Regions from separate parts of the Homo sapiens genome. Here region 1 is linked to region 2. Evidence: read pairs that join two places in POLR2A ChIA-PET (ENCODE). Cell type or tissue: Panc1. All regions are shown on one strand. Each heading gives the region's core, and the rest is flanking DNA. Links, peaks and the distances in the headings are about the cores only. Region 1 overlaps SCRN1 (secernin 1). Region 2 has its middle 55 kb from the start of MIR550A3.

Region 1 (8,000 bases), core at 1-8,000, 320 kb after region 2:
ATGTTCTTCCAACAAGGAGACAATGACATCTAAGGCTTCTTTAGCTGTTTCCCCTCTTTCTAAACCAAGCCTGCAGGAAGGAAACCAGAACCATACTTCAGTCATTTCATACCACAGGATTGTTACTAGAGTAACCAAAGACTGGGCAAGGCCGAGTTATGAAGCATGCCAACATGTGTAAACATGTTAAGTCTGCAGAACAATAAGCAAACTGATTAACTGCACTGTATCCCAGAACACACTTCTCACATGTTTGCTTAAAAAACCATATGGGGTGGCCAGGTGCAGTGGTTCATGCCTATAATCCTAGCACTTTGGGAGTGGCAGGATTGCTTGAGCTCAGGAGTTCAAGACCAGCCTGGGCAACATAGCGAGACCTCTTCCTCAAAAAAAAATTTTTTTAATTAGCCAGGCATGGCGGGACACACTGGCAGTCTCAGCTACTTGGAAGGCTGAGGTGGTACGATCGCTTAAGCCAAGCAGGTCGAGGCTGCAGTGAGCCATGATCATGCCACCACACTCCAGTCTGGGCATCAGAGTGAGACCCTGTCTCAAAAAAAAAAAAAAAAAAGAAAGAAAGAAAGAAAGAAAAAATCATAGGGGTGTTTTCTGTCTTTGGTCATTTCCCTTCGACACAGGAGAGTCAGGAACCCAGTGTCTTCTCCCTCTTGGAAGGCACCTGTGTGTCTTCCCCTCTTCTGACTGTGTCTCCCACAGAGCTGGCCACCTCAGCTCTAGCCCTTACAAAACCACCCCTCTGTGGCATGTACTCCCTCCTGACTCTAACCTGGGCAAAAGGAAACCAAGGCCAAGTCTGGCCTTGATCTCTATTATTCTACACCAGGTATTTTGCTTACTTATTAAAAGTGTTCAAATGCCAGACATTATCCTGTGTCCAGAGAGGACGTTGTCCTGTCTCTGTCTCAGAGACCTTATTAGGAATGGGCAGCTGGTTGGGACATAATCAGCCTTTTCTACATATTTCTCCTCCTGCCTATCAGCCTACGTCTATTGGTATGGCTTACAGCTTCAGTCATCAAAAGAATATGTATTCCCTTTGAAGTGAGACATCCATCTCCCCCTAGCCTTTCCAATTAATAAACCCTTTAAAGAGGGCACTGATATGGTTTGGCTGTGTCCCCACCCAAATCTCAAATTACATCTCCCAGAATTCTCACTTGTTGTGGGAGGGACCCAAAAGGAGGTAACTGAATCAGGGGGTCCGGTCTTTCCTGTGCTATTCTCGTGATAGTGAATAAGACTCACAAGATCTGATGAGTTTATCAGGGGCTCCCGCATTTGCTTCTTCCTCATTTTCTCTTGCACAGTACTGCCCTCTGTGTGACCTTGGGCAGGTTATATATTTTGAACTTCAGTTTTATGTCATCTATAAAATGAACGCCCACATCATTTAGTTGTTGTAAGAGTAGGTTTATGAGATAACATCCATGAAAATATGCAGTGCTAGTGCTTGTGACCAGGAAAGTGGTCAGTAAATTTCTGGAGGTAGAACACTGTGGCAGAGAAACATATGACTCAGAGATAAATGGACCCAGCTTCTAGCTATGGCTCTGCTACTCACTGGCATTAAGATCTTAAGTAATGTGACCTTTCCAAACCTTGATTTTTCTCATCTGCAGATTGAAAACAATACTACCTCCCTCTCTGGCTGTTATGAAAGAGGATGGTACATGCCATGTACTCAGGAAGTGTCCATATTCATCTGTTCATTCAAATTATAATTCAGGTGGCAGGAACACAGGAGTCTTAGAACCTGGGCAATGGTGCTACTACAATGGTGGTACAAGCCAGTTCTTGGTGAATTTTCAACTTGAGAAGTAAAAACTATTCAAATTTATCTAATTTGATGCTTCCTAAAGGGATATTTCACTGTGCTGCCAGGGAGAAGAAAAGCTAATACAACTAATCTATAGGCTGATTATTATAACAGGCTTATGTTTATAGTCAAATAATTACATGACAATTCATTTGACATTTCTCATTTTAAGCTTATGTAGCAAGACTCGGTTACAAGGCAGTGATTTACAAAGCTGAACCCTAAAACCTTAGGAGAGGGATAAAAGAACAAACCCACTAGAAGACTGAATTCAGCTGACTTTTCCTTTGGTCAATGTCATCTTCTCCAAAGAGAAGGAACAGAAGCAGGCACTCATCTTACCTTGAGGCTCCGGAACAAACAAAGGTGCTGTGAGTGCCTCTCAGAACCCCACGTTGTACACACTCGAAGGCCTCCTTCCTCCCTTCCACAGGTCCCTGGTAGCCCCCTGGTCACAATGCCTCATACAGACATTCCAGGCAGAATCCTGTTCCCAGGGCCTTTGCAGGGCCCCAACTTGCCCGTGCAAACATGTGCTGGGAGCATGTGAATACACAGCCAGCTGTAACAGCCCTGTCTTCGGAGCTTGTGACTTATCTTTTTTGATTTCCAGTGTACTCTTCTGATGTTCTGCCTGTTTGCATTCCACACTGAGGCCCTAGACTTGCACTTGCCCTCCCATGCTGACTTTGATGTCCTCTGGCAGAGTTGGCAACAGGACCTCAGCACTATCCACAGACCTAATTCTGATTTCACCCTCCTATCCCTTGTGCCAGGACCATGGGTCAGAGATACCCCTTTGTCCCACCTGATTATTCCCACCTGGTCTTCCTACCATGCCATGAGGACAGGGCCAACTGCTCCATAGTACATGGGCCGTGAATAACACCAGGGTTACACCCTTGCCCTCTGCAACTGAGAAATGCAGATGAATCCCATGTCACTGGGTGCAGAAGAGATGCCAGAGAGACCTGGGGCCACAAGTCACATGGCATCCAGAGGCCAATGTTAAAGCCATTCCCAACAGTCTCACCTCCTACATGCGGCAGATTCATGTGATTCCAGAAGAGGGCAGTGCTCTCTGGCCCCATGCCTAATTTCACTTTGGCTGCTACCCCTCTGCCTGGGCAGGACCAGGACAGGGAAGGGGAAGAAACTCAATGGGCCAAGGTTAGAGTTCCACTGTAACATCTATCTTCTGTGCAGTTCGAATTCTTCCAAAGTGTGTGCTTTGTCCAGCTTGCTCTGGGCCTGGGAATTAGATGCTCCTGAATTCAATTCCTAGTTTTATAGGAAAATCTTTCCCTGGGAGCCCATGACCTTCTCACAGGTATGTCAAGCTCACCCTGCCCGTTCCTGAAAAGTTAACACATCTCACTGAGAAAGATGGGTCACACCTGTACTTCTCCTGCTTAAAGCCCGTTTGTTTAGAAACTCTGCTTATCTTTTCAACATCTGTGCCTCCATGGATTAGGAGATCCCTGTCCTTTTCTATCTCAAATCAGGTAAAACTAGATTTGCCATGGATATATAATCACTGACTTGGGAAAAGTAATAAAAATAGGCAACACAGCCCCCTTAGAAAGGTGGGCCTAGTATTCTTATAGGACTCAGGTGCAAATAATCTTCCCTCCTCCCCACAATCAAGCAGTCTGCCAGGCCCTTCTGAGGTCAGGACCTTTTGGAAATTGGAAATTCCCTGCCTTCAGCCAGAGGGCTAGAAGCAGGAAGGTAATGCTATGAAGTGATTGCTTGTCCCCCTGGTTTCCCCAAAAATTCATATGTTAAGCCTCATCCCCAGTGTGATGGTATGGTACACGGGGCCTTTGGGAGGTGATGAGGTCATGAGGGGTGGAGGCACCATGATGGGATTAGTGCCCTTAAAAGAAGAGACACCAGAACACGTCCTCTTTCTCTGTTCTCTGCCATGTGAGGATACGGGGGAAGATGGCCGTCTGCAAACCAGCAAGCAGGCTCTCCCCAGACACTGGGTCTTCCGGTGCCTTGATCTCAGATTTCCCAGTCTCTAGGAATGTGAAAAATAAATTTGTGTAGTTTCAACCCCCTAGGCTATGGTATGTTTGTTATAGCAGCCCAAATGGACTAAGACGAGTGATAACACAGGTGATGGATGTGAAGGTGATCCAGGGAAAGAGCGTGTGAAACTTTTTGACTTATCTCCATCTCTCAGTGTCCCGAAATTCCTGCGTCATTGACAGGTGAAGTAAAATGTGCTCCACTACATAGAGGAGTGGCCTCTCTGAGGCTAGCAGGCCCTGGGATCCCTGGCTTAGCCACCTTCTAGCTCTGGGGCCTTGGGCAACTCCTTCAACCCTCCTAAGCTCCAGTGTCCTCACTCTCAAGGGGAGGAGACCTACTTCATTGGGTTACTGTGAGAGTTAAATGAAATAATATGTGCAAAGCATGTCTTACTACAGTGTTCAGGAAATAGTAACTCTGATTACACAGGTTCCTCCCGCCTACAAATGGTGACTGAACCTCCTTTTAAATCACCTGAGTCCTCACATTCACCAACAACCTAAAGACAAACTACAGACCTTTCCAAATTTTCACACTGGCCTTTTGCCAAGGACTTTTGTGATTTTTAACATGCTGAAGGTCTGATGGAATGTGTCCAGAATTATAAGATGTTCTGAAATATTGGAATTGACTAGGTTTTAGTGCCATTGTTAAACACAAATGGGACTAGCAAAAGTCAGCATGCAGGAAAAAAAAGAATAAAGTAGTTATGCAAAGGGAAGAAGAGGCAAGAAACACTGAAAGAATGCAGCAATCTGCTGGAGCCAGCTGCTACCAGCTTGGAGAGCAGATGGTTAAATTTTAGGGATTTTGAGCCAGTTCTGAAACTGTTGGTAGCTTGAAACCCCTCACAGTGGGAGTATTTACACCATGGAAATTGAAAAAGGACTCAAACAGCGCTGCCCCTTCCCTCCACCAGGCTGGTTATTAAACATTTACCAGCATACTTCTGACAAAGAGGTTCCAAACGCTTCATAGTTCTCATCCATGTTGAGGCCCAGAGGCATTATCATGTCTGACAGACCTTGGATTATAAGTGGCACCCTAGGACAGGAGCGGTGGCTCACACCTGTAATCCTAGCACTTTGGGAGGCTGAGGCAGGCGGATCACGAGGTCAGGAGATCATGACCATCCTGGCTAACATGGTGAAATCCTGTCTCTACTAAAAATACAAAAAATTAGCCGGGCATGGTGGCAGGCGCCTATAGTCCCAGCTACTCGGGAGGCTGAGGCAGGAGAATGGCGTGAACCCAGGAGGCGGAGGTTGCAGTGAGCCGAGATGGTGCCACTGCACTCCAGCCTGGGTGACAGAGCAAGACTCCGTCTAAAAAAAGAAAAAAAAAAAGGGCACCCTAACAACCAGAAAGTAATTTCCCCTTTCTTTCCTTCACTCTTTTTTTTTTTTTTTTGAGACAGGATCTCGTTCTGTGACCCAGGCTGGAGTGCAGTGGCATGATCTCAGCTCACTGCAACCTCCCCACCTGGGTTCAAGCAAACCTCCCACCTCAGCCTCCCAAGTAGCTGGGACCACAGGCGTGGGCCACTATACTGGGTTAATTTTGTATATTTTGTAGATACAGAGTTTTACCATGTTGCCCAGGCTGGTCTTTAACTCCTGGGCTCAAGCAATCCTCCTGCCTCGGCCTCCCAGAGTGCTAAGATTATGGGGCATAACCCACCACATCAGGCCCTTTTTTCCTTCTTTCAGACAGGGTCTCGATCTGTTACCCAGGCTGGAGTGCAGTAGTGCAATCATGGTTCACTGCAGCCCTGACCTCTTGGACTCAGCAATCTTCCCGCCTCAGTCTCTCAAGTAGTTGGGACCACAAGCATGCAACAGTGCAACCAGCTACAATTTGCATTTGTTTTGTAGAAACAGGCTTTTGCCATGTTGCCCAGGCTGGTCTTGAACTCCTGGGCTCAAGTGATCCTCATGACTCGCCTCCTAAAGTGGTGATAGCAGTGGTGGCCCATCTGGAGGAGCCACTGTGAAGATGCCGGCTGCAACAGGGAGGCAGGGTCTGGGTTGCGTGCTTTGCGAGGCTGGTGGGAGCCCCACCCCCTACCAAGTTGGCAGGGTGGGAGCCCCATGCTCCCAGGCACAGCTGCAGCTGCTCTGGACCTGGGCATCCCTGCACTCTCAGGAGCCCAGGAAGCCCTTGCCCCTACAGGCTTGGAAGTGCCTGCTTCCTGCTCCCTGACCTCTTCCCGCTTCCCAGCACCTGCTCCAGTGCAGAGCAAAGTTGTGGCTGAGCCCAGGTGCTATTGCAACCTGGCTGGGTGTGCACATGCTTAGGGTGGTGCTGACACACCAGCCCCCTGCCGCCTCGGGCTTCTCCAGACTTTGGGCATCAATGAGCACAGGAGGGAGGCTGGGAGGGCTGAGGGCAGCTCAGTGTGGGCCTGCCAGTGCCCCCCAAGATGAAAAACCTGGACATCATGGATGGCACGTTGATGGCAGGAGGCAGACAGTTTCCTGGGCGGAAAGGAGCAGGTCCCCAGTGAAACCCCACCTTCAAGCCAGGAATGGCCGGAAGCCCGGAGGCTGGTCTGCTAGTTCCGGGTGGAGTACGCAGCCCAGAGTGAGAACTTATGGTGCTTTTTCCAGGCTTGCCCATGACCCGATCAGCACACACTTCCTCCCTTCTGAGCCCATAAAAACCCCAGACTCAGTCAGACTCACACAGACGTTAGGACTACCAGCTGCAGGAAGGAGCTACCAAGTTTGGGCCTCCTTGACTCGTTGGGATGACCTGCCTGCAGCAGAAGGGAGCTACCCACTACAGGTCTCCTCTCTGCTGAGAGCTGGATACTCGTCAGGATGACCTGCCTGCAGAATGGAGCTACCCACTTTGGGTCCCCTGAGAGCTGTTCTGTCACTCAATGAAGCTCCTCACCACCTTGCTCACTCTCCAGCTGTCCATGTATCTCACTCTTCCTGAACATGGGACAAGAGCTTGGGACCCGCCAAATGGTGGGACTGAAAGAGCTATAACACAAACAGTGCTGAAGCACACCCCCAGCCCCCACCATTTGCAAAATTGCAGGTGATGAAAAGGAGAGAAGAGCTGCAGCCCTTTGGGGAGTCCAGACCTAGGGGCTCCCTGAGCCAGGACTGTGACACTCTCTTTGGGGCTCTGCAGTTCCTGGCATTTCCAAGCTTCCAGGCACCACGTTTCTTGGTGACTGCAGTGGAAGCCATTTGCAGTACGCCTGGTCCAGCTGCAGCCTCGCACAGAGCTAGTGCCTGTGCCAACGCCTAGAGCTGCCCATCCCGCCACAGCTGGCACACCTGGCTGTGTGCAGTGGCTGGACCCCATGCTTGCTCACACACCCCTTTCCTCTCTGCGCCTGGCTTGTGCTTGGAAGGCATGGGATCCAGGCCAGTAGCATAAGCTGAGTACAGTGTGCAGGGCCAAGTGGTGGAACAAGCCCAGCAGCCCGACCAAAACTCAGGCAAAGGTGCCACCAGCCACAGAGGTTTCCGGCTGGAAAAGCAACACCGTAAGGATCGTGTGACACTGGGATTACAGGCATGAGCCACTGCACCTGGCCAAATTCCCACTTTTATGTTAGCTTCTATTGGCTACTCATTACTTGGAACCAACTTCATGAAACATGCAAAAATGTGTACGTGTCTTTATATGCCTCTTCCTCAGGAGAAAGGGACTAGTGGTCAGAGAACAGTGAATCAAAAATAACAGATGAAGCTTAGCTTTGAGATAAATGTCACTGAAAACGCATTATAAAAACAATATTGCCTAATGCTTACATTCCCACAAGCCTCTAGGAAACATACACAAATTATACCTTTATCTTAAAATCAGTGCCTATTACATTGCTACTGTCATTCCCTTATGTCTCTTTGAACTGAGGTTGGATTTCACATGCTGCTGGAAAGTGCAAAGTACCAGGATAAGTATAGGGGCAACTACTGTATTCATTGAATAATCAACCACAGTCTAGCAGGCCCTTGAAAGAGCATGTGAAATGGACATAGCCTGCTCTCATAGAAGCTGTCCAGGGAGGAACTGGCACTAGACACAGAGTGCAAGCAAGGCCAGAGAAAGTAGTGGTTCCTCACACAGCAATACCTAGGGAGGCACTGAGCCCCAAATTAAG
Region 2 (12,377 bases), core at 1-8,000:
GTTGCCCATTTTTATGGTTATTTCTTGATGATATGCTAAACAAGGGGTGGATTATTCATGCCTCCCCTTTTCAGACCATATAGGGCAACTTTCTGATGTTGCCATGGCATTTGTAAACTGTCATGGCACTGGTGGGAGTGTAGCAGTGAGGACGACCAGAGATCACTCTTGTCGCCATCTTGGTTTGGGTGGGTTTTAGCTGGCTTCTTTACTGCACCCTGTTTCATCAGCAAGCTCTTTATGACCTGTATGTTGTGCTGAACTCCTGTATCATCCTGTGACTTAGAATGTCTTAACCATCCGGTAATGCAGCCCAGTAGGTCTCAGCATCATTTTTACCCAGCCCTTATTCAAGATGGAGTTGCTGTGGTTCAAACACCTCTGAAAATGGGATCTCATACTTGGTGTTAACAATACCAATCGCTTAAAAACACGTTACAAATTTATTTTTTGAAGGATGTGAACTTAAGTGTGGATGCCATAAGAAAAACATTTTGGAAAATATTCATGTGCTTTGCTTTGTGTGTTTCTGCATTATGCCACGTTTTCCCTAGTTAGGTAGGAATTGTGGGCAGGGACTGGGAAGAATTAGGATTGTCATAGCAGAAGTGCAACAGGGAAGAGTTAAGGATAAGCTTCGAATATGCAAAGTAGGATTTTGCAGGAAGTAATTTGCAAGGAAGGCTGAGCCAAGCCCATGGAATAGACCAATGAGTTTATTGTAAAGTAACACCAGATTGAAAAGGAAGAAACAAGACAAGCTCCCCCTCTAGCCCCAGGAGTGCCTTTCAGTAGCTAACATTTTAAATTTTTCCAAAAGCAGGTTTTTATTAGAGGTGTGATCTTCCTCTGAGTGAGTCTTCAGGACAATGTTCTTGGGGAGAGGGATGGGCAGGATTATTCAGTCAATGACTATGTGCTCAGGTTGCCTGGAATGGGTGGACTGGAACCAGAAAAACTCAGCTTCCCAAAGGATCAAGACTCCCCTCACCCTTGCAGCTTGAATCCTGTTTCTTAAAGGGTTGCCAGGAGCTTACAGTTGATGGGGTCAGACAATGTCTTGCACAGGTGGTATGGAACATGTTTGCGTGCCTGGTCCTTGTGTGCTTAGAGCTTATTAGCTACAAACAAGATTGTCGTTGTATTTGCAGCTTTAGAAAAGAGATTAGCAGGGGAACAGAGACTCTCTCTTAAAACTGAGCTCTCTGTCCAGCTGCATTGCCCTGGTCCTGTTTACTTACTAAATATATCCATCAGTGGAAAGCTAGTTAACTGAATTTTAGAACAAATATACAATAGAATACTGTGCAGTCATTACAAATGATGATGAGGATGTATAATTTTCACATTAAAAGATATAAATAAATATCTTGAAGGAAAGGAAATTAGTTAAATTCAGGATAAGTATGCTCTAGTTCATAAAAATAATACTTTGTAAATTTGTACATGAGATTGTGTGTCTACATATATGCACAGAAAACTATACAAAAGGCTATTCAATAATTTAACATCTTTTATCACTTAGAGATGATGTTTTGGTTAATTTTTACTTTTTCCTTTGAGCTTTCTGTATTACTTTTTAAATTTTACTTTTACATTCTAATTTTATTATCAAAAACATAAGGAACTCTTTTCATTGTGAAATAAAGTATTTATGATGCTCCACAAAGTGCACTGAACATTGCTCACATCATTTAATTATCATTTCAAATAACTATTAACATTTAAAAACAGAAATTTAAAATTAAATAATTAAATTAAAAATAAATAGTTAAAAACTGTATTTTATATGTGTCTGTGCTGTAGTTTATATACGATTTCTCTTATGTTGGGGGTTTGGGTCAATTCAAACTTTTGATAAATTAATGGATGAATATTTTATATATAAATTCTTGAATGTTTGACTAGTTCATTAGGATATAGATAAAAATTTACTAAAGTAAAATAAATTTAAAGAAATATGGCCAAATTTCCCTACCTAATAACTACAGGGTCTTTATCTAGTTATATTTGTGTATTATTGTTCTAAAAATATCATTGCTCTTTGATAATTAAAAAGAAACAATCTTGTTTTCATTTAGATTTTTTTAGTTCCTAGAGAGGCTGGACATCTTAATGTTATTTGCTATTTTCATAAAATATTAAATTTATGAATTATGTTTTCCTAGGCTTTGTTAATTTAAATTTAAACTGAGGGAAGGGAATCTTTCTATAATAAGGCCATGAACTCACTTCTACAAATATTTATAAATATTTACTCATTTTTATATTCTTTATTTTTATTCTATTGGTTGTGGTTTTAAAATATATATATACGGATGTAATAAATGTTTTATGCAGCCAAATCTATTACAAATTTTTCTTTTGTAATATTGTATTGATTTGTATGCCTGGAAAGTCCTTTCCCCATCCCAAACCCAGTCAGCTACTTATTCTTCCTTATTTTATAGCTTAATCATTTACATCTAATTCTTTAGTTTGTTTGGAATTTATGCTGATGTATGATATGGGATGAAGATCTAAATTATTTTCTCCCAAATGGTTAACCACCTATTAAGATACTAAATTATTATATCTACTAAGGCCTGGTACCTAATTGTTGGGCCAGTTAGAGGGTTTTTCAAGAATAATTTGAAGCAGTTTATAGTTAATTGCCTGTTAGAAAAAGCATCTAGAAAAACTAAAACCTCCGGCGACAACTAGTCCCCACACCTTTCCTGGTTTTGCACCTGTATTACCTTCCTGTTCCTGGCTGCAGTGAGCTCCTGATCAACCCCGTCCTCCTCCAAGTGCATTGCAGTGCATTGCAGTCCATTGCAGCCCTGTAGCAGAAGCAGAGAGGCAGGTATTAATTTGGGGTGAAACAACCAGGGCTACCTCCTAGAGCTGTCCCTGTGCAGTGGAGAGATAACCGACAGTTGCTCAACAACGAAGGCTCCAAATCTCTGGGGTCTCGGGATACATGGAAACCTCTTCTTCAACCTGGGACAGGAGCCCCTTAGACACAGGCTAATAACACTTCTCCTGGTGTGTGACAGATAGTTGACTAATGTGTTTCCTGCCTGGGAGTTGCAATTGGCAGCCGATTCTATGAAAGGCTTTCATGAATCATTTTGGAAAGCATGCATGTTGAGGAGCAGGGAGGTGAGTCAGGCATCTCTCTGCCTAGCAGCCCAGCCCCTGTAACGCAGATGTCCACTAATTACTTTCATACTTAAATGATTTACTACATTTAAATCAGTCCTTTAGAGAGGACCTCATACTTGCTGATGCAATGAGTATACAATAAATTGTAATGTATATAAACTATATAAAGCATCTGACAATGCTTTGCTTCCCTATTCATAAACTTGGATATTTTTAACTGGTATTTTATGCCTTAAAGATAAGTCCTTTTTTTTTTTTTTTTTTTTTTTGAGACAGTGTCTCCCTCTGTTGCCCAGGCTGTAGTGCAATGGCACGACCTCGGCTGACTCCAACCTCTGCTTCCCGGGTTCAAGCGATTCTCCTGCCTCAGCCCTTTCCGAGTAGCTGGGACTACAGGTATCTGCCACCATACCTGGCTAATTTTTGTACTTTTAGTAGAGGCGGGGTTTCACCATGTTGGTCAGGCTGGTCTCAAACTCCTGACCTCAACTGATCCACCGGCCTCGGCCTCCCAAAAAAGATAAGTACATTTTAATTATTGTAGCCACTGTAAATGCACTTAAAGCTAATTATACCGAAGGGGAAAAGAGAAGAGTTTCAAAATTCTAAATGATAATACTTTACTTTTTGTAGCCCTGTCTTATCCAAAATAACTCTTCAACATAAACTTTCCCAAAACTTATTTTTCGTGAAAAAATGTGTGTCCTGTTCTAATGCAGGTCTTCATGTGTCTGCAATAACTGTATCCCATTCCAGAATATGTTGCTGAAAAAAACCCACTAGCAAGGTGGCAGTGTTATTTCAACAGGATCTCCCACACCTTATGGCTACTTTTATTCAGAGTATAGTGCAATTTCTCCTTAGTGAATTAATCTTTTTTTTTTTTTTTTTTTTTGGAGACAGAGTCTCGCTATGTCGCACAGACTGGAGTGCAATGGTGCGATCTCGGCTCACTGCAACCTCTGCCTCCTGGGATCAACCGATTCTCCTGCCTCCGCCTCCCGAGTAGCTGGGATTACAGGCACCTGCTGGCTAATTTTTGTATTTTTAGTAGAGATGGGGTTTCACCATGTTGGCCAGGCTGGTCTCAAACTCCTGACCTCAGGTGATCCACCCACCTCGGCCTCCCCAAGTCTAGCATTACAGGTGTGAGCCAACACGCCCAGCAGAATTAATCTTTCAATAGAACTTCTTCTGTACCATTCAGCAAAATAACCCCACTCAGATCCAACCTACCATCTATAAGTGATTAGAGATAAGTGTGTTTTGTGCATTTCTGAATATTCTATTCTAATGTGCTCTCTAGTCACAAATAAGCAGCTGAGTCAGCCTGCCCTCGGGGCTGTTGCATCCAGATTTTAATCTACACACATAATTGTGTGGCACTTTATTCATCTGGCTGGGCAGTGACTCAAGTGTGTCTCTAAAGGGGCAGAAAATTGAAAAGCTAACAGGCTATCCTGACATCTCAGATCAATGGTTTTTCTTCCTTCCTATCACCAAATTTTGAGAAACTTACCTGAGTTAGAAAAGTTGCTGCAGCTGTTCCCTCCGGCAGTATGTTCCATTCTCCATGGCTCCTAATTAGTGTTCAACTTGGTCTTTTTTTCCTACTCTAGCTTAAGATGCATCTCCTTGACTCCATCCACCCCATCCAATACATGTGTCACTGCCTCTGCTCCTGAGCCTGGCTGTGTGTCTACCCATTATAGGCTGGCTCAACCAAGCTCAATCCAGGCACTGCTAAAGAGGCCAGAAACGATGCCAATGGACATGCTATCAATGGCACAAGGTATGTCAGAGCTAGATTTGTATTCATTTTTTAAAAACAGATATTACATTTCTTTTCTATTATTTAAGAAAGAAAACTCAAAGTGCTTTTCAAACAGATGTATACCCCAGTGTTTATTGAAGTAGAATCCATAAAAAAACTACAAAGCTAAACTTGTATTATATTTATTTTCTTGAGCTGGGGGGAGTATTGCATTAGAACATGTTGTTCTGGTCAGCAATAACCAGAATGCCTAGTTCTTTATTCCATGATATTTAGGACCGTGGACATATTCCTATGAATGGGTTGGAGTAGTCCTGCATGAAGTATGGTCTACAGATTGGTGCTAGTCTACCAAGAAATTAGTACAGAAATTGGGAGAACATACCCAGTGTTGGCAAGGCTGTGAAGCAACTGGAACCCTCATACATTGCAGGTGGGAATGCAAATTGGTACAGCCACTTTGGAAACAGCATGGCAGATTCTTAGACAACTATGAAACTTTATGCACTTACCATACAACCCAACAATCCAACTTCAAGGTAGTTACTCAAGAGAAACAACACACATGCCCATACAAAGACTTGTATGTAGCAGCATTATTTACAATAGCCAAAAACTGCTAACAAGCCAAATTTCTATCAACTGGTGAGTGAATAAACAAATTGTGGTGTATCCATATTACAGAATATCATATAGCAAGAAAAAAGAATGGAATCATTTATACAATATGGATGAATATCAAAGACATTAATTTTAAGTGAAAGAAGTGAAACACGAAGATTACATACTGTGTGATTCCATTTACATGAAATTCTACTAAAGGTAAAACCATAGTGACAGAAATCAGATATGTGGTTATCTGGGACTAGGGATGAGGGTGAAGGGTATCAATTGCAAAGGGACAAGAGGGTTCTTTTTAGGATGATGAAACCATTCTGTTTCTCAATGTTGGTGGAGGTTAAATACTGCATACAATCATCAAAATTCACCAAACAGTACTCTTAAAGTGAGTGGATTTTATTGTATATACATTATACTTCAATAAAGCTAAGGAACAAAAGAAAGAAAGAAGAGAGAGAGGAAGGAAGGAAAAGGAAGGAAGGAAGAAGGGTGGGAGGCAGGGAAGGAGAGAGGAAGAAGGAAAGAAGGAAGGAAGGAAGGGAGGGAGGGAGGGAAGGGGAGGGAAAGGGGAAGGAGAAGGGGAAGGGGAAGGGAGAGAGGGAAACAGAAAAGGCCAAGATTCCATTTACTCTCGTGCCTCACTCCACTTCCTCTATGCCTGACAAACCTGACGTGGCTGAGATCAAGAAATTCAGTAAGTTGAAATTGAAGAATACAGAAACGCAAGAGAAAAATCTGCTGCCTTCCAAAGAAATGACAGAATAGAAACAAGCAGGCAAATTGCAATGAGGCAAGCACGCCAACGTGCAGTATGCATTCCACAGGTATTGCCTTCGTATTTTACTTTGCTTAGCTGTTTAACTTTGTACAATGCAAAGAGGCTAGATCAAGCTTAATGCCTGTGCTGTCCTGTTCACATCAAGGAATTGAGAACCACTGATGATGAGGGCCGCACCTGCCTCTCCCTTCTGCCTATCTGGCTGTCATGGCAGGAAAAGAGCTTGCATGTTGGTGAAGGAAGAAGTGGGGTGGGATGACAATGAAATCTAGAGTAAAACCAACCTGGCCCAAGGTGTCCTGCTGGCTACTAAATGCCATTTAGTCAGAGTGCCATTATTTTTTTGTGTTTAAAATGATTTTAATTATAGGAATGCACAATGTTTGTTTAAAAAACAAACAGTTTTAAACACTCTCCCTCAAAGAAAAAAGAAAGGGCCAAAATTAGGAAATTTTCTTTCTGAAAGTAAATGAGATATTCAGTTTGGAGGGAAAAAATGAAATTTCATTAAGCCCCAAAAGGGGACAATTTTGAGCCACAATCAATAAGCCTAAAGCGGAGGTATTTTTATTTTATGTTCATCATGATGAGTTCTGGGATTTCCTTGTAACACAAGTGCAGGGGGACCGGACTAATACCACATTTCAGTCTTCCTGCGTCACATCAGACACTGTGAGTCAGGGAGCATCATTACACCTGGGGTAGATCTGAATCCTGGTAAGAATGTGCTACATATACCTTCAGAGCAAGCCTTTAGAGTGTGGTCCACCTTCTCTGAAAACAAAATGTCATTCTTACTATAACATTTATTTTGTGTTTTTTTCTTTTTGCCAGCACCTCAGGAATAAGCATCCACAGCTTAATGTTTACATCAATGAATCAAGGCTGTTTCCATAGCAACACCTCTACTTCTCTGGAACTGCAATTTTATGTCAATTTACTATTAATGGAAGATGGAACAAAAGCAAGCAGACAGAACAGGAGAAACCTTAACGCCTCAAGACGGACTGGCAAAGCAAGGAGGAAGAGGAGCAGACCTGTCATTTGCCAGGGTTTTAGGGTTTAGTGAACCATGACATTATTTAACATTTAACCATTTTGTGCTTAGGTTTGTAATAATGATTTCATAGGACCATAGAATCTTTGAGCTAAAATCGACCTTAAAAGTCATCTGAAATCCCTTATTTTATTTTAGTTTATTTTTTAGAGACAGAGTCTTGCTCTGTTTCCCAGGCTGGAGTGCAGTGGCGAGATCATAGCTCACTGTAGCTTCGAACTCCTGACCTCAAGCGATCCACCTGTTTCAGCCTTTCAAAACACTGAGATTGCAGGTGTGATCTACTGTGCCCAGCCTGGAACCCCTTATTTTAAAGTCAAGGAGACTCAGTCCCAGACATAGTAAGGGATTTAATGAAGGTCATTTTGCTGGTAAGGGACACAGTCACAAACAGAACATGGGATACAGAATTTAAGCCTGGAGTTCTGTTTACTCACAACACAATATTGTCTCTTTCATCTGTTAGTTCCGGTACCTGAGGCTCAGCTAAATACTTTTTTGTGGAAATCCATTCTGCTGAATACCAAGACTTTCTCTTCCTGGTCTACCAACAAGGGAGCCGAGGCCATCAATTATGGCTAAGCAGGGCCATAGCCTATAATTGAGAAGTAAAATTAGAAGCCATATAGCAAGCCTGTATCAGTTAGGGTTCAATTGCAGGAAGCATATACAACCCTAGGGATTTTATGCAGAATGGGATTTAATACAGGGAATTGGATGTTTATAAACTTGGCAGAACTAGGCTGTAGGCTAGGTTTCCAGGAATTATGCCCAGAACACTGCAGAACTGTTTCACCAGAGAAGCTATTACAACTGTCCCAACCAGGGAGCTTGAATATCAAGAGATTGCCCCTGGAATGACTGAGTCCGAGATCATCGGCCAAGGTAATGCTAGTGCAAATAAGATCCAAGATCAAGTAGCTGGTATCTGGGAATCACTGGCACCACAGCAAATGCCCCTTACCACCCACAAATCTGGAGAGACTGGACACCAGACCACTTCAGGGATTTGTGAGGAACTCCATCCTCTGGCTATATCTGACATCAGAAAACAGTCAAGAGAGCAAGAGAAAAATGCTGCAACCTCATTTCTACCTTCCAGTTTCCAATGAAGCATCTCATTGTCAGGACCTAATTTGCATCCAGAACCTTACCTGCAGGAAAGTATCAAAATATAGTTTGTTTATGTGTTGTAAAGCTTTCCAATTTCTGCCATACTGGAAGGTGCACTAAAATGAAGAGGCAATGACTACTGAGTATCAGCTGATAATATCAAGGTGAAGAAATTCATCAGTAGGCACTCTAGCGAGTTAGTTGATATGAGTTCACTACAATTTGGAACATTACATTGAGAAGTAGAAGAACACCTTGAGTTGTGAGACTAGAGGAAAAGAACACCCTAACAGTTTACCAGTGGGAGAGAATATAAGGTGAGGTACCCATGTTAGAGAGCATTTGGCAGAATTCTAAAATGTGAAAACAGGGCCAGGCATAGTGGCTCACACCTGCAATCGCAGCACTTCGGGAGGTCAAGGTGGGAGGATTGCTTGAGGCCAGGACAGTGAGACCCTGTCTCTACAAACAATAAAATAAAATAAAAACTAGTTGGGTGTAGTGGTGTGCATCTGTAGTCCCAGCTACTTGGTAGGCTGAGGTGAGAGAATCGCTCGAGCCCAGGGTTTTGAGGCTACAGTGGGCTGTGATCCCACCAGTGCACTCCAGCCTGGGCAACAGAGTGAGACCTCACCTCAAAAAAAAAAAAAAAAAAAAAAAAGAATAAGAGAAAATGATATGTACTATCATTGAAGCATTGAAGGATCTTTAGGACATACTGTAGGATTTAAAAGTTAGTTTTAGTATATATGATATGATGTTATTTACAACCCAAAAAAGGAGAACAACCCACAAAACAATTAACTGAGTTCTAGGGACACGTAATTTAGTTACTAGAGTGATTATGAGGCAACCCCGTGTGAATAATTTACAAAGGAACTGCTCAGCACCGATTCCTAGGCTCTCGCACACCTCAGATAGACCTGGGATATGAAAAGATCAGAGTGGGCCTGGTGCAGTGGCTCACGCTTGTAATCCCAGCACCTTGGGAGGCAGAGACAGGCAGATCACCTGAGGTTAGGAGTTCAAGGCCAGCATGGGCAACATAGTGAAACCCCATCTCTACTAAAATTAAAAAAATTAGCTGGGCATGGTGGCAGGCGCCTGTAATCCCAGCTACTCAGGAGGCCGAGACAGGAGAATTGCTTGAACCCGGGAGGCGGAGGTTGCAGTGAGCCGAGATCACATCATTGCACTCCAGCCTGGGCAACAAGATCAAAAGTCCATCTCAAAACAAAAACAAACAAACAAAAAAACAAAAAACAAACAAACAAAAGAAAAGAAAAGAAAAGGTCAGAGAGATGAGAGGGGAGACTTCCAGGGGAAGGGAAATTTCTGTTATTCACACTCAAGTGTAAAGAGAGTGAAAACCAGGTATATAAAAGGGGGGTTTTCCTGGCTCATGCCCAGGAAATCTAAACAGAGGAAAGGGGCCAACTAAGTGCTTTCTGTGGGAGTCAGAAAGTGCTACTGCACTGAGCAAAGCCACCTCTTTCTGCATGGGCGAAGTCAGGGATGGGTGAGGGTTTCCCTTGGGCTGGGATAGGCATGTGGGAGAGAGAGGCGCTCAAGTCCTGCCCAAGTGGACCCAGAGGCAAAGGTGAGGGACCCCAGTTGCAGGAGTGTGTGTTGCTTGGGCTCCTGGGAGCTGCAGTTGGAGCTGGCATTCCTGGGGACCAAATAACACAGTGTGCAGCAGAAGAGACATCCCCAGAGCTGGGAAGGTCTGGATCGAGTGTATTCGTTTCTTAGGGCTACTGTAAGAAAGTACCACAAACTGGGTGGTTTAAAACAACAGAAACTTGTCTCACAGTTCTACAGACTCAAAGTTCAAAATCAAGGTGTCAGCAGAGCCATGCTCTCTAGGGAATTTAAAGTCTCTAGGGAATAATCTTTCCTTGCTTCTAACTCCTTTGGTTGCCAACCTTGGCATTCCTTGGCTTATGCAAGCCCTGCCTCTGTCTTCACATGGCCTTATTTCACCTGTGTCTCCTCTGTGTTCTCAAATTTCTCTGCTTGTAAGGATACTAGTCATCGGATTTAGGGCCCATTGTAATCCAGTATGACCTCATTTGAGTGCAGTGGCACCATCTCGGCTCACCGCAACCTCCGCCTCTCAGGTTCAAGCGATTCTCCTGCCTCAGCCTCCCAAGTAGCTGGGATTACAGGCTCACACCATCACAATGGGGTAATTTTTGAATTTTTAGTAGAGATGGGGTTTCACCATGTTTGTCTGACTGGTTTCAAACTCCTTACCTCAAATGATCTGCCCGCCTCAGCCTCCCAAAGTGATGGGATTACAGGTGTGAGCCACCACACTCAGTCTGAACTCATCTTAATTTGATTACACCTGCAAAGACCTCTTCTTTAAATAAAGGCACATTCACAGGTACTGGGGCTAGGAGCTCAACATGTCTTTTGGGGCTGCATGCAGTGGCTGGCGCCTATAATCCCAGCATTTTGAGAGGCCAAGGCAGGTGGATCACCTGACATCAGGAGTTCGAGACCAGCCTGGCCAACATGGTGAACCCCGTCTCTACCAAAAATACAAAAAATTATCCAGGCATGGTGGTGGGTGCCTGTAATTCCAACTACTCAGGAGGCTGAGGCAGAAGAATCGCTTGAACCTGGGAGGCAGAGGTCGCAGTGAGCTGAGATCATGCTACTGCACTCCAGCCTGGGCAACAGAGTGAGACTCTGTCAAAAAAAAAGGCTTTTGGGAGAACAGAATTGATCCATAACACAAGCAAAGTGACCAAACCCAGGAAAAGCCAGCTGTAAAATCAGCCAGGGTGGGAGCCCAAGGCTACCCAGTAGATGAGAGCTGTCTAATGGTCTAATACCCTCATGTCTCCTCCGCCCTCTGGCCTTGGTCTTGGGAAGCAACGCTCAGCAAGGGAGAGGCGGTGGGGATGGGCAAGGAGCAGAACAGATGGTCACACCTTTCTCCCCAAAAGCAGACAGCCAAGGACTGTACTCTGTAGTGGGAAAAAGATGTTCTATCTTTAAATAAGCACTAAATTGTTAATTAATATCTTGGACTGAGCATTCTAAAAAAACTTCTTATTTTGGAAATGTTTAAGCATACAAAAATAGAGGAAATAGAATACCGAGTTCCCTATGTACCCATTGCCCAGCTTCAACAATTATCAACTCATGGCCAATCATTTTTTTTAATCTACACCCTCACCCACTCCTCCCTCTCATAGGCTTCTTTTCATGTAAATCTCAGATATATAATCTGGACATATTTCATTCAGTTATTTCAACATGCCTCTGAAAGAGAAAAACTGTTTTAAAAATAAACAACAACAGACACTGAGGCCTACCCGAGGTCTCAGGTAGGGAGGAGGGAGAGGAGCAGAAAAAAATAACTATTGGGTACTAGGCTTAGTACCTGGGTGATAAAACAGTCTGTACAACAAACCCCCATAACAGGAGTTTACCTGTATAACAAACCTGCACATGTACCCATGAGCCTAAAAGTTAAAAAAAAAAAAATTAAAAAAACCCCACAACATTATCGTAGCCTCAAAATTAAAAACAATCCCTTAATATCAAATATCTACTGAATGTTCAAATATTCCTGTTTGATGTGTAAAACTTTTCATATGTTTTCTTTGTTCACCTGAAGATCCAAAAATCTCTCTTTACACATTGCAATTAGTAATTTCTTGTAAGTTGCTTTTAACCCGTAGGTTCCTCTCTCCTCCTCATCTTTTTTTCTTACAACTTTTTCTAAAGAAATTGAGTGTTGCCGGGCGCGGTGGCTCACGCCTGTAATCCCAGCACTTTGGGAGGCCGAGGCAGGCAGATCACGAGGTCAGGAGATCGATACCATCCTGGCTAACACGGTGAAACCCCGTCTCTACTAAAAATGCAAAAAA

What was found. ChIA-PET counts read pairs that join two places held together with the same protein. Peaks named below come from ENCODE experiments on the same cell type or tissue, not always from the same donor. Only the 100,000 strongest peaks of a DNase experiment are listed, where the experiment ranks them.
Region 1: POLR2A ChIA-PET joins it to region 2 with 12 read pairs; 2 of 35 experiments call an interaction of 5 or more read pairs at or near these places.

The regions. Positions count from the first base shown.
Region 1 is chr7:29,944,110-29,952,109 of GRCh38, forward strand. It overlaps SCRN1 (secernin 1), which reads right to left. Exons shown (of 8, transcript NM_014766.5): 4 at 1-70. Among named protein-coding and RNA genes, the nearest start is that of FKBP14-AS1, 41 kb to the right of the region's middle. In Panc1, for the core only: a CTCF peak has its summit at 2,941 (motif pointing right); no DNase peak of the experiment used is centred there.
Region 2 is chr7:29,619,680-29,632,056 of GRCh38, forward strand. It overlaps the pseudogene TMSB4XP3. Among named protein-coding and RNA genes, the nearest start is that of MIR550A3, 55 kb to the right of the region's middle. RefSeq lists a silencer at 2,854-3,148. In Panc1, for the core only: no CTCF peak of the experiment used is centred there; DNase peaks (open chromatin) are centred at 2,589 and 3,092.